Regions from separate parts of the Homo sapiens genome. Here region 1 is linked to region 2. The links are chromatin loops, found by intact Hi-C in ENCODE. Cell type or tissue: dorsolateral prefrontal cortex. All regions are shown on one strand. Region 1 overlaps TRPM1 (transient receptor potential cation channel subfamily M member 1). Region 2 has its middle 28 kb from the start of TRPM1.

Region 1 (5,000 bases), 48 kb before region 2:
GTTACTTGGCTTTTTGAATAATAGAAATGATGAAAATTCAAACCTTCCTCAGTAGCCTTCAAAAAGCAACACCGTACACTTTTCTCTGTAAATAATTTAATGACTGTTTAAAAACAACATCGCTGGCCTCAGAGGTTGGTGCTTTTGTGCTAATGCAAGGGAGGCAGGCAGTGTGGGCTCAGGGGAGAAAGAAAGCATGGAGCGGGAGCCTCTGAAGCCCCGCCCTGCCCTTCTGTTTTGCACTTTTCCCGTCTGTTTCGCACTTCTCCAGCGCAAGACAGCGAAGCCCAGCACCTGCTGCCTGGAAAGAAACTGTGCTTTTCCCCTTTGCATCTCATGCCTTACTTCCCAGAGAAGCTGGGAAGCCCTTGTTTTTTATAACATAGGGGTTGCAGTATTTGGACTATATGACAACTAAAGACAAGAACTCTAAACAAAGATTGAACTCCCATGAGTAGGTTACTTTTTCTGGAACATAGGATAGCAATTCTGAAGCTGTTTTTGTGTCCTCTAGGACTGAACAAATAAATTAATACATTGCAGATGATTGGAGCTGGGTTTCTCACTGCTGGAGAAAGGAGTTACAAATATGGAAAGTGGGGAAGGTCACAATGAACCTTGTAGCACTGAGCTAAAATTAAAGTTATCAGTGTGAACTCATGGTTTGTAATATATAGAGACAGGTATAAAAACAGATATAAATGTATGTGTGGTCCCTGTCTATACATATACACATATATAGAGATATAACATATTGCATTAATTAACTATGGAGTAACAAAACAAATTGCCCCAAAACTTAGTGGCTTAGAATAACAAACAATTATTATCTCCCAGTTTCTATGGACCAGGAGTTGAATGTGGCTTAGCTGGGTGCTTCTGACTCTGGTTTCTCACAAGGATTTGACTGAGCTATGGGTGGGGGCTGTGGTCTTAAGGGAAGGAAGGAAACCTGGAAGGATCCGTTTCCAGGCTCACTCATGTGGTTGTTGGCCCAGGCCTCCCTTAACTCCTTGCCAGGGAAACCGCTCTCCAGGGCAGCTCACGAAGGGGCAGCTGACCACCCTCTGAGTGCGCAAGCAAAAGAGTGCATGCAAAACAGAAGCCAGGTCTCTTTATAACCTGGTGTCCAAAGTGACAGCCCATGGCTTTTGCCGTAGCCCATTCATTAGCATTGAGTCACTCAGTCCATCCCACACTCAAGGGAGGGGGTTACACAAAGCATGCATATCAGCAGGCAGGGACCTTGGGGCCATATGCCTACATACATATGCACATATGCATGCATGCCTGTATGCTTACACACTCATACATTCCCTGGCTCCCTTAATGGGCTTCACAATAACACTTCAATAGCAATGAGCATACTCATGCTCCAATACTGGTTTCCAAATACCATTCTCCACTAAAAGGAATCCAGGGCTGGGGCGGGGAAGTATAAGAAGAGCCTGGAACACCTTACTGTACCAGCAAGTGAGAAACTTTACTTTTGACATGGGAACATGCCAAAAGAACACAGTGGCTGCTTGAAGGGGCTCCCAGTGGCTTTCTCTGGGGTCCCTTCAGCATGAAAATAAATGACTACAATGAAGAATTATAACCTTTAGACTTAAATAAAGACCCATGGGTCCACACTGATATAAATACATATGTAAATAAACGCACAGGGGAGGGAGAAAGCTCTTTCTTCCAGTGGAAAGTCCCTATTAAATGTGGAAGGAATGATGGAATCCGACAATCACCATTTGGCAACCATCAAGAATCTCTGATGAATGCTAAAAGTAGTGGGTAAAAGTCTGAAGAGTAACAACGTATTTACATAATCTCAAAGTATTTCCCATGGATACTTATTAATTACAAAGGAGAAATTAGTAACTTGACAGTGGAGAATTCTGGGGAGAACCACCTAAAACAAAGTGCACATCGCCTGTCATGGAACAAATATTTATTATGAGGCTCTGGATAAAACGCACCAAGAGGAACAAAAGTGCCCAAAGTACATCATCTGAACCTGATCTGGAGGAAGGATCATCAGACAGCCCGAACTGAGGGCCATCCTACGAAATAACCCACCTGCGTTCCTCAAAAACGTCAAGGCCACGAAAAGACAAGGAAGAACTGAGGGAAGATTCCAGAGGCTGGACACAAGATCTGGCACTGTCCTTCCCTAGCCCCCAGGCCCCGCCCCCAAGTCCGCCCCCATCGTCCTCGACCCCGCCCCCTCACCCCGCCCCCTGTTACCTCTCACGGTCCCGCCCTCTCAGCCCGGTCCTCCAGGCCCCGCCCCCAGCCCCGCTCCCTCTCATAGTCCCGCCCCTCGTCCTTTCCCACACTTTCCCTGGCAGCCCCTCTCACCGCCCTAGGATAAGAAACCCGCGCTGGGGCGCTGTCCAGGAAACCTGTGCCAGCACAGCGTGGGGAATCAGAAACTAAAGCCCAGGCTCCGAGCGCTTAGGCTCAGGCCCCTCATCGTGAAAGGGGGAAACGCAGCCTGCCCTACAGGACTTAATGCCACCGGCGGATGAGGGAGCAACAACGTGCCCCTCGCTGGCTTTTGTGGCTAAGTCTGTTCCATCACAAGGGGTGTTTAGATGCCTCCTTCAAGGCAGGGCCCCCTGTCCCCCCCCTTATCGTGCCAATGAAGGTCATCTGTGATGACTCTGGGGCATCGGTCTTGCATTTTGTCCCCCAGATTCCGAAAAGGAGGGCTTTTCATGGTGCCGAGTGCCAGCCCTTGCTGTGGCTCGGCACCAGGGCAAGTGCAACTGGCGCCATGGCCCGAGCCAGGCTCAATCCACTTCCCTCTGCTTCACTGGAAATCCGTCTTTTCCTAATAAAAACGCTAGCATGTGACTAACGTACTTTCTCAGGGGGGGAGGGGGGGAAGGTGGAAGTGCTTTACTTAGGTATTAACCATGAGTTTTCAAAAAGTTGATATAAGGAAATAGCCTCAGTCCAGCACTGCAAGTTACTGCTGAGTCCTCAGAAATCTTCTAGAACCTACGAGGATAAACAAGAGGAGTAAGAGTCACTTTGCCTGCAGCCTCTTTCTTGGGAAGCAAGATGAACAAATCCTGCCCTCCCTTTGTTCCAGTCTCTGCTCTAATGTGGCCTCTTCACCAGGGCTCCCTGACTCCCCATCTACCCCAACCCCTGCGCTCTGTTCTCCATAAACCTTCTCCCCCACCTCCTGCCTGTCCCCTCCTCCCCAACCTCGCACCAAAGCCACAGAGGCAGCAGCCCCCTTCAGTTCTCTGCTGTATCCCCTGTGCCTCCAGGAGGGCCTGGCGAGAGCTCAACATCTCCTAATGACTCAGTGATTTACTCAACCTCCCGGTGGAGCAGTGCCACCTGCTCAGCCCTTGCTAATGCCACCTACAGCAGCAGAGCATTTGCCAGCAGGGCACACATGAAGTAAGCCAGGTCACCCCAGGAGAGGCATGGCTCACCTGGGGAGGAGCTTGGTCTCCTGAATCTGCTCAGAGGCAGTGTGCAGGTGAAAGGCAATGGGTGGAGGCCCCTCAGTCAAACTTTCCTCCTTCCCCTCCTGCCAGGCTCTGGGGCTGAACAATGCCAAGGTCATAACAAATGGCTGAACCCACCCTGACTCCTTACAGATTGGTCATGCAAGTTTCAGTGCAACGATAACGCCACTGCAGGGGAGACCCTGCAGGTGCCACCTGTCCTTGTGAAAGGAGAAAGCAGGGCTTCCTGTGGTTTGTTCACAAACCCTTCATAACCTCCCCACCCCCATTAGGTGAGATACTGCCCACTTGTGCAAAATATTCCAGTCCATCAGAAATGGTTATTTTGAATGCCTCTGTGCCGGATGATAGGAGCACTGGCACTGGAGATGGAAATCCCACTGAGATTTTAAGAGTGCTTGTCCCAGCTGGGAAGTCTGTCTACCCCGGCTGAGTGAAGGGACAGTGGAGGTCATACTGGAGGCGGACTGCTGGCACTGCCACCACGCCCCCAACCCCTCTGAGCTGTGATTTTCTCATCTCTGAAATGGAAATGGCTTTGAGTGGTTTTGAGCCTTAGCTGGGATCTTATCTGTACAGTATCTGGGAGGTACTAGATTTAAATGCAATCCTGGTCATTATCAAATATGACTGCCCTGCTGAGGACCCAGCGATTTTTCATCTGTAGCCAGGACCATGTGTCCATGAAGGGCCACGGGGAGGCTGCGGGAAGAAAGTCCAAGAGGAGTGGGCTGAAGGGCAATGGGAAATGTTCTGCCAGCTCTGTACTTATTTATTTTTTAAAGAAAGAAATATCTGCTACAAACATGGCCAAGGAAACCTTTGTACCATCTGGGTGGGGGTTGCTCAGGTGCACGTTGTCATGTTATTCTCTGGGCATTTACGTAGTTTTAGAGTGAGGGGGCCGAGGAAGTGTAGACAGCAAGTGTCAACCCCGAGGAGAAGTCTTCCCCTGAAGGGGAGCCCAGAAATGGTGGGAGCTGGAGTGGAATGAAGGGTCATGGGGGGCTTTAACAATGTGACCTTCTAGAAGGTGTTTACACACACAGGTGGGGGCGACCCACAAGGAGGGGTACAGGAAGGTGCAGGGGGATACCTTGAGAAGGCTGGACGGAGACAAGGAGGAAGGCTGCAAAGACACAGTGTGACTTTGGTCTGGGAGGACATGGCTCGGGGAAGTGGCTTCTGAATGTAAGAGCTGGTGTACTGCCGGGCGAGGCTCTGTTTACTCAAAGCCCTATGTCTTGGGCCAAAATTAACAAGCAAACCCCGCAATGAAATGAATGATGTGTGGACCAGTTTATCCAGAAGAAACTGCTTGTTTTGTGTATATATTTAGAGCAGACGACTCAAACTCTCATTCCCACAGCTACATGTGGCCCACATATGGGCTTGGTTGGAACCTTTTGTGAAAACTACATTTAGCTGCCATTATTAACCAAGAGGGAGATTATACTTATGGCTTCTCTTGAAAGCCCTCAGGATGTGGGAACGCTGGCTGGTGTCCTGGCACAG
Region 2 (5,000 bases):
CGGGAGGTGGAGGTTGCAGTGAGCTGAGATCGTGCCACTGCATTCCGGCCTAGACGACAGAGTGAGATCCTGTCTCAAAACAAACAAACAAACAAACAAACAAACAGAAATGCATTTGCCTTATGATATTCATAACTGTAGAAGTTAATGGAAAGGGTGCTAGTATCCCCATTTCTCAGCTGGAGAAATCAAGGTGTTAAGCAATTTACCCCATGAAGCTGGTTTGTGAAGGCCCCAGGCTGAAGTCTTGAGATTTCTCATTCCTTCTGGGTTTCTAGGTGATTCCTGACCTTGACTGTGGAGAAGAGGCCATTGCAAAGCTTATCTCGTGGCATCTCCAAGGATGCCCAGTCAGTTTGTGTATGTTTCTCATTCTCTGCTACTTGGGGCCTCTTGTGGGTAGCTGCCATCTGGGTGCAATTCAGAGTGGCCAAAGGCCTACCAGTCCCCAGGGGCAGGTGGCCTTTAGTTTACCAGAAAAGCATCTTAACCGCTGAGTTTCCGCAGAAGGCAGAATTCTGAGGAGAAAGGCTCAGACAGGGGAATTCAAAACAAAGCCAAATAACACAAGAGAATTCAAAATTCCACAAGAGAAAAATGTGGTGAAAGTGGGAAGGTGGCCCTGTGGCAGCTGAGGGCAGCCCAGGACAGGGAGGTGGTGAGGCTAACATTCCGTTTGGGTTCCACTGTCGTTCTCAAACCTTCACTACAACTTGACCTCACACAGCTTCCTCAGCTAAGTCTTGTTTTGTGGAGTCACAAAGAGCTCAGTTCCATACTTGGGTGGGACAGGGTGGCGAGAAGGCAGAGCTACCAGAGCTTCAAGAGGCGCTGGGTGGAAGGGGTGGAGGGTGAGCATCTAGATCTCACAGGAACCAGCAGTGACTGTGAAACGAGGGCAGCCAGGGAGCCCCAGAAATGAGGCAGGCGCTCGGCTCCCAGAGGATGAGAAACAAGGACGCGAACCAGTGGGGTTTAAGTGTTAAAGCGATGCCAAGGGGCCTGGAAGTGGAGGTCCCTGTAGCTCGTGGGGTCTGTGCCTGGAGTCCAGGAGAAAGCGCTGGCATTCTTTCCCTCGACTCAGAGAGGTGGTAACTTGGCTGACATAGCAGAGCTGGTCCAAGGCAGAGCCAGGGCTGAAACCAGATCTTTATTATCTGGACTGGATCTTTATTATCTGCAGACTTTGACCTGTGCCTCCCCTCCCCGCTCTGCTGACCAGTGCGTTAACCACAGCACACAGGGTAAGGGCTCCCCTATTCCCATGAGCTCAGGATTGGTGACTGTCTCTGGGGGCAACCAACCCACTGGCACCCAGGAGCAATATTTACAGTATTCAACAATCACTATCAATCAATGTTCAATAGTTAATGACTGTGGGGTGAGAACGCCATCCCCCTGTCCTGGGCTGTGCCCACCGGCTGCCGTGGAGCTCTGACCCCTCCCACATTTTCTAGCCTGCCCGTCTCTTTCGCTTGTGGGCTGCATCGTCTGTCTTTGTTCTGAATTCTTCTCTCTGAGCCCTGCTCCTGACTCATGAACCATAAGGGATGCTGGTCACCTGGCCGGCTGCACAGGTGCACACCCCATATCGCCAGGAGGGTGCCCAACACCACCCCCAAGCCTCGGGAGCTCTTTGCATTCTTATTTCAGGTGCCACAACCCCCTTCCTGCTCACAACTGGGGGAGACGGTGCTGGATGGGGATGTGCCAGGGATTCTCTGCTTCCAGAGCCATGAAGCCACCGCATCACTGACGGGCATAGGCAGACATGCAGAGGCAGCCCCAACACACCCCATACCACTCCAGACAGGCTCTCCACTCAAGACAAATGCCAGGGCTGGCCCCTTGGGTGGGCGACCTGTGCAGGCTCATGGGGCCCTGCCATCAGAAACCTGCATTTGGTTTTATACTTTGCTGTTGCCATCTTGAAATTCTTTACAATTTTTGAACAGAGGGCCAGCATTTTTATTTTGCATAGAACTCAGCAAATTTTGTAGCTAATTCAGATGAAAGCCCCCCCGCTCCGGCTTCCAGTCAGAGGTGGCTGCATCACTGCACTGGTTGAGAGTGCATCATCTGCGCTTCCAGCCAGTGCTGATGGCCACATGCCATTCCGGTGGCAGCCTCCTCGGGAGCTTGCAGGAGGGGAAAGGAAGCCTGCTGGAGGCTCACGAGTCAAAGGCTCAGTCACAGAGAATGGCATGTGGATCAGCCTTTGGAGCTTCGTGTAGCGCTGTTTTTGGACAAGTGCTGTGTCATTTCTCCACTGTGGACTGTGGTCAGGAGGAGCTGGAGCTGGGCAGGTCCCTTGTCCTGGAAGCTCGGTCTTGAAGGTTGGCAGGACTAGACATGGCAGGTGATCCTAGGTCAAGTACTGATGGTGCCAGTGCCACAGCAACAGTGCTGACTTGTGCTTACTGCGCAGATCTGTCCAGTAAGGGACCCGGGCCGCCTGGCCCTTTCCACTTTGGGTCATTTGGTGGGACCCTGCAGGGTTACTTCTCTTGCAGCTCCGTTGACAGAACCTCACCGCCTATGAGCCCCGGTTTCTGCCCACTCAGCTCTCTGCTGCCCCCACCTGGCCGCCTCCAGTGCCGACCTGATACTCAGCTGTAGTTTGTCAACTTTCTGAAAAATACATGAAATTGCTGCTATCTGACTATTTTGACCTACAAAGATGGCCATTTTAAGTGGTTCAACATAATACCATTGCTTAGAATGGTCTTATAAATGGGAGCAGAGGGATAGAAAGGAGTAAAGGCTGTGTGTATTACGGAGAATCCTGGCATACAACCGTAGTATATGCTAAACATAGCCCAGATGTTCGTGTCAGCTGTCTGTGGTCACTTTGGGGGCATCTGACACCCGTGTGTGGTTCCCTCCTTGCCCAGGTATTACAGAACACTGGACAGTGAGTGAAAGCCCACTGTGGACCAATGGCCATGGGTTCCGGTAGGCCACCTTGGCAGAGAAGAGAGAATATGTGAAATTCAACCAGTGGCTGACTCTGTCAGGGACATTCTGCAGACTCCACATGCTCTCTGAGCCTTAGTTTTCCCATCTGTGATTTGGAACCAAAGCATCCACTTCCTCCATGTCCTGGGCAGGGCTGGTCTTCAGCAGGGATGCTCTTCCAGGACAAAGACATCAGGGTGTTCCATACAGATCGGGAAGTAGCCACTGCTCAGAGCTGCCTGGGTGGTGTGGCTCCCCTGAAACTCCTGGACACATCTTCATGGCCCAGCAACTGAAGGGTTAATGCCGGGTGCATTGGGACCTCCAGGACCTGCCCAGTGTCTTACCTGGCATCTGACCTTTGTGCACCCCACCCTGCTATTTACAGGGTCAAAATGAGAAGCAAAAGAGATCATAAAACCACCTTTGCAAAATTTGTAACTGAGGAAGTGATGACAGTGAAAGAGACCTGACCTAACCGACTCCATCTTGCTTCTAACCTCCAAACTGTCCTTGTTCATTCCTGGGTGTAGGCTGAACTAACTTTGGGAGGAACTTAGTTTATAGTTTAACTTTGAAACAAAGATGATAACAGCCCTTTTCGAAAACAAATCCTCTTCTTCCCTAGGGACCAATCTGCCTTCGTAGGACTAACAAATTAGCTACAAGATTAGAAATAAGGTTCAGGAGTCATGAAGCCAGAGGCTGCAAGATTCCAAACCTCCTCAAATTGCTTCTGGAAATAACACCACTGTTGTAAAACCTAAGATGAGTGCTTGAGATATTTTGTAGACCCTGCATTCTGATGCACCAGCTGATGCCACCCAGACTGGTGGTAATCAGGTTCATCTGGTCTTGTGGCCCCCACCCAGGAACTGCAGTGTGGGAGGACAGCTTTGCCCCTCTATGATTTCATCTCCAGTCCAACCAATCAATGCTCCGCACTCCCGGGCCCGCTACCTGCCAAATTATCCTTAAAAGACCCTAGTCTCCGAATGTTCAGGGAGACTGATTTGAGTAATAATAAAACTCCCATCTCCCGTACGGCCAGCTCTGCGTGAATTAAACTCTCTCCATTGCAATTCCCCTGTCTTGATAAATTGGCTCTGTCTAGGCAGAGGGCAAGGAGAATCCGTTGGGCAACGGTTACAAACAGGCACAGAAAAAAGATGTGCAAATCAGTAGTCCTTCTTATCTGCAGTTTCACTTTCTGGGGTGTTATCCAGGGTCAAATAGAAAACTCCAGAAACGGACAATTCATAGGTTTTAAATTGCATGCTACTCTGCCCTGTCTTGGGCATGAATCCTCCCTTCATCCAGCCTATCTGTGTTGTTTACACCAACCATCAGCCACTTAGAGCGACTGTTGCGGCAGCACAGTGCTTGTGTTCAGGTCAGCCTTGTGCTACTTAATCACAGCCCCAACGCGCAAAAGTAGTGATGCTGGCAATTCAGATATGCCAAAGAGACGAGCGCAGTGCTTCCTTTCAGTGAAAAGGTGAAAGTCCTCAACTGAAGGGAAAAAAGCATATGCTTAGTTTGCTAAGATCTACAGTAAGAACGAATCTTCTATGTGTGAAATTATGAAGAAGGAAAAAAAAATGTGTGCAAGTTTTGCTGTCGCACTTCAAACTGCCAAAGTTTCGGCCACCATGTGCGATAAGAGCTTAGTTAAGATGGAAAAGGCATTACATTTGTGGGTGGAAGACATGGACAGCGATGTGTTCTGATTGACAGCCATCAGGTTCAGTACCAGCTACCCTTTCAGGCATCCCCTGTGGATGAAGGGGGGACTGCTGTAGTGGCAGAAACATTCTCTGATCACTGGTTAGACTGGAGGGGTCAGAGAGGGGTCCGGGGAGATAGTGTGAACCCAAGGGAAGTGAGAGTGGGTGGAAGCAGTGAGTGGGTGGCCAGGGGAGTCAGGGCACTTGGGCCCCCAGCTGTTTTCACACTTCCAGCACCAGGCTCGCCCCCACCCCCCTGCTGCCCCCTCTCTGGGCTCTCTGTGAGTGTAGTTCCTACCACTTTTATTTTTTTTC

What was found. Hi-C counts contacts between places; a loop is a spot of excess contacts. Peaks named below come from ENCODE experiments on the same cell type or tissue, not always from the same donor. Only the 100,000 strongest peaks of a DNase experiment are listed, where the experiment ranks them.
Region 1: it touches region 2 in a loop (3-fold over the local background); 5 of 110 quality-filtered maps call a loop at or near these places.

The regions. Positions count from the first base shown.
Region 1 is chr15:31,078,439-31,083,438 of GRCh38, forward strand. It overlaps TRPM1 (transient receptor potential cation channel subfamily M member 1), which reads right to left. Exons shown (of 28, transcript NM_001252024.2): 2 at 2,915-3,000. The coding sequence starts at 2,917. Among named protein-coding and RNA genes, the nearest start is that of MIR211, 16 kb to the left of the region's middle. RefSeq lists enhancers at 1-201, 202-732. In dorsolateral prefrontal cortex, no CTCF peak of the experiment used is centred here; a DNase peak (open chromatin) is centred at 2,267; H3K4me3 peaks cover 545 bases.
Region 2 is chr15:31,126,891-31,131,890 of GRCh38, forward strand. It overlaps a transcript of TRPM1 not described here. Among named protein-coding and RNA genes, the nearest start is that of TRPM1, 28 kb to the left of the region's middle. In dorsolateral prefrontal cortex, CTCF peaks have their summits at 2,581 (motif pointing left) and 2,784; DNase peaks (open chromatin) are centred at 2,117 and 2,551; H3K4me3 peaks cover 518 bases.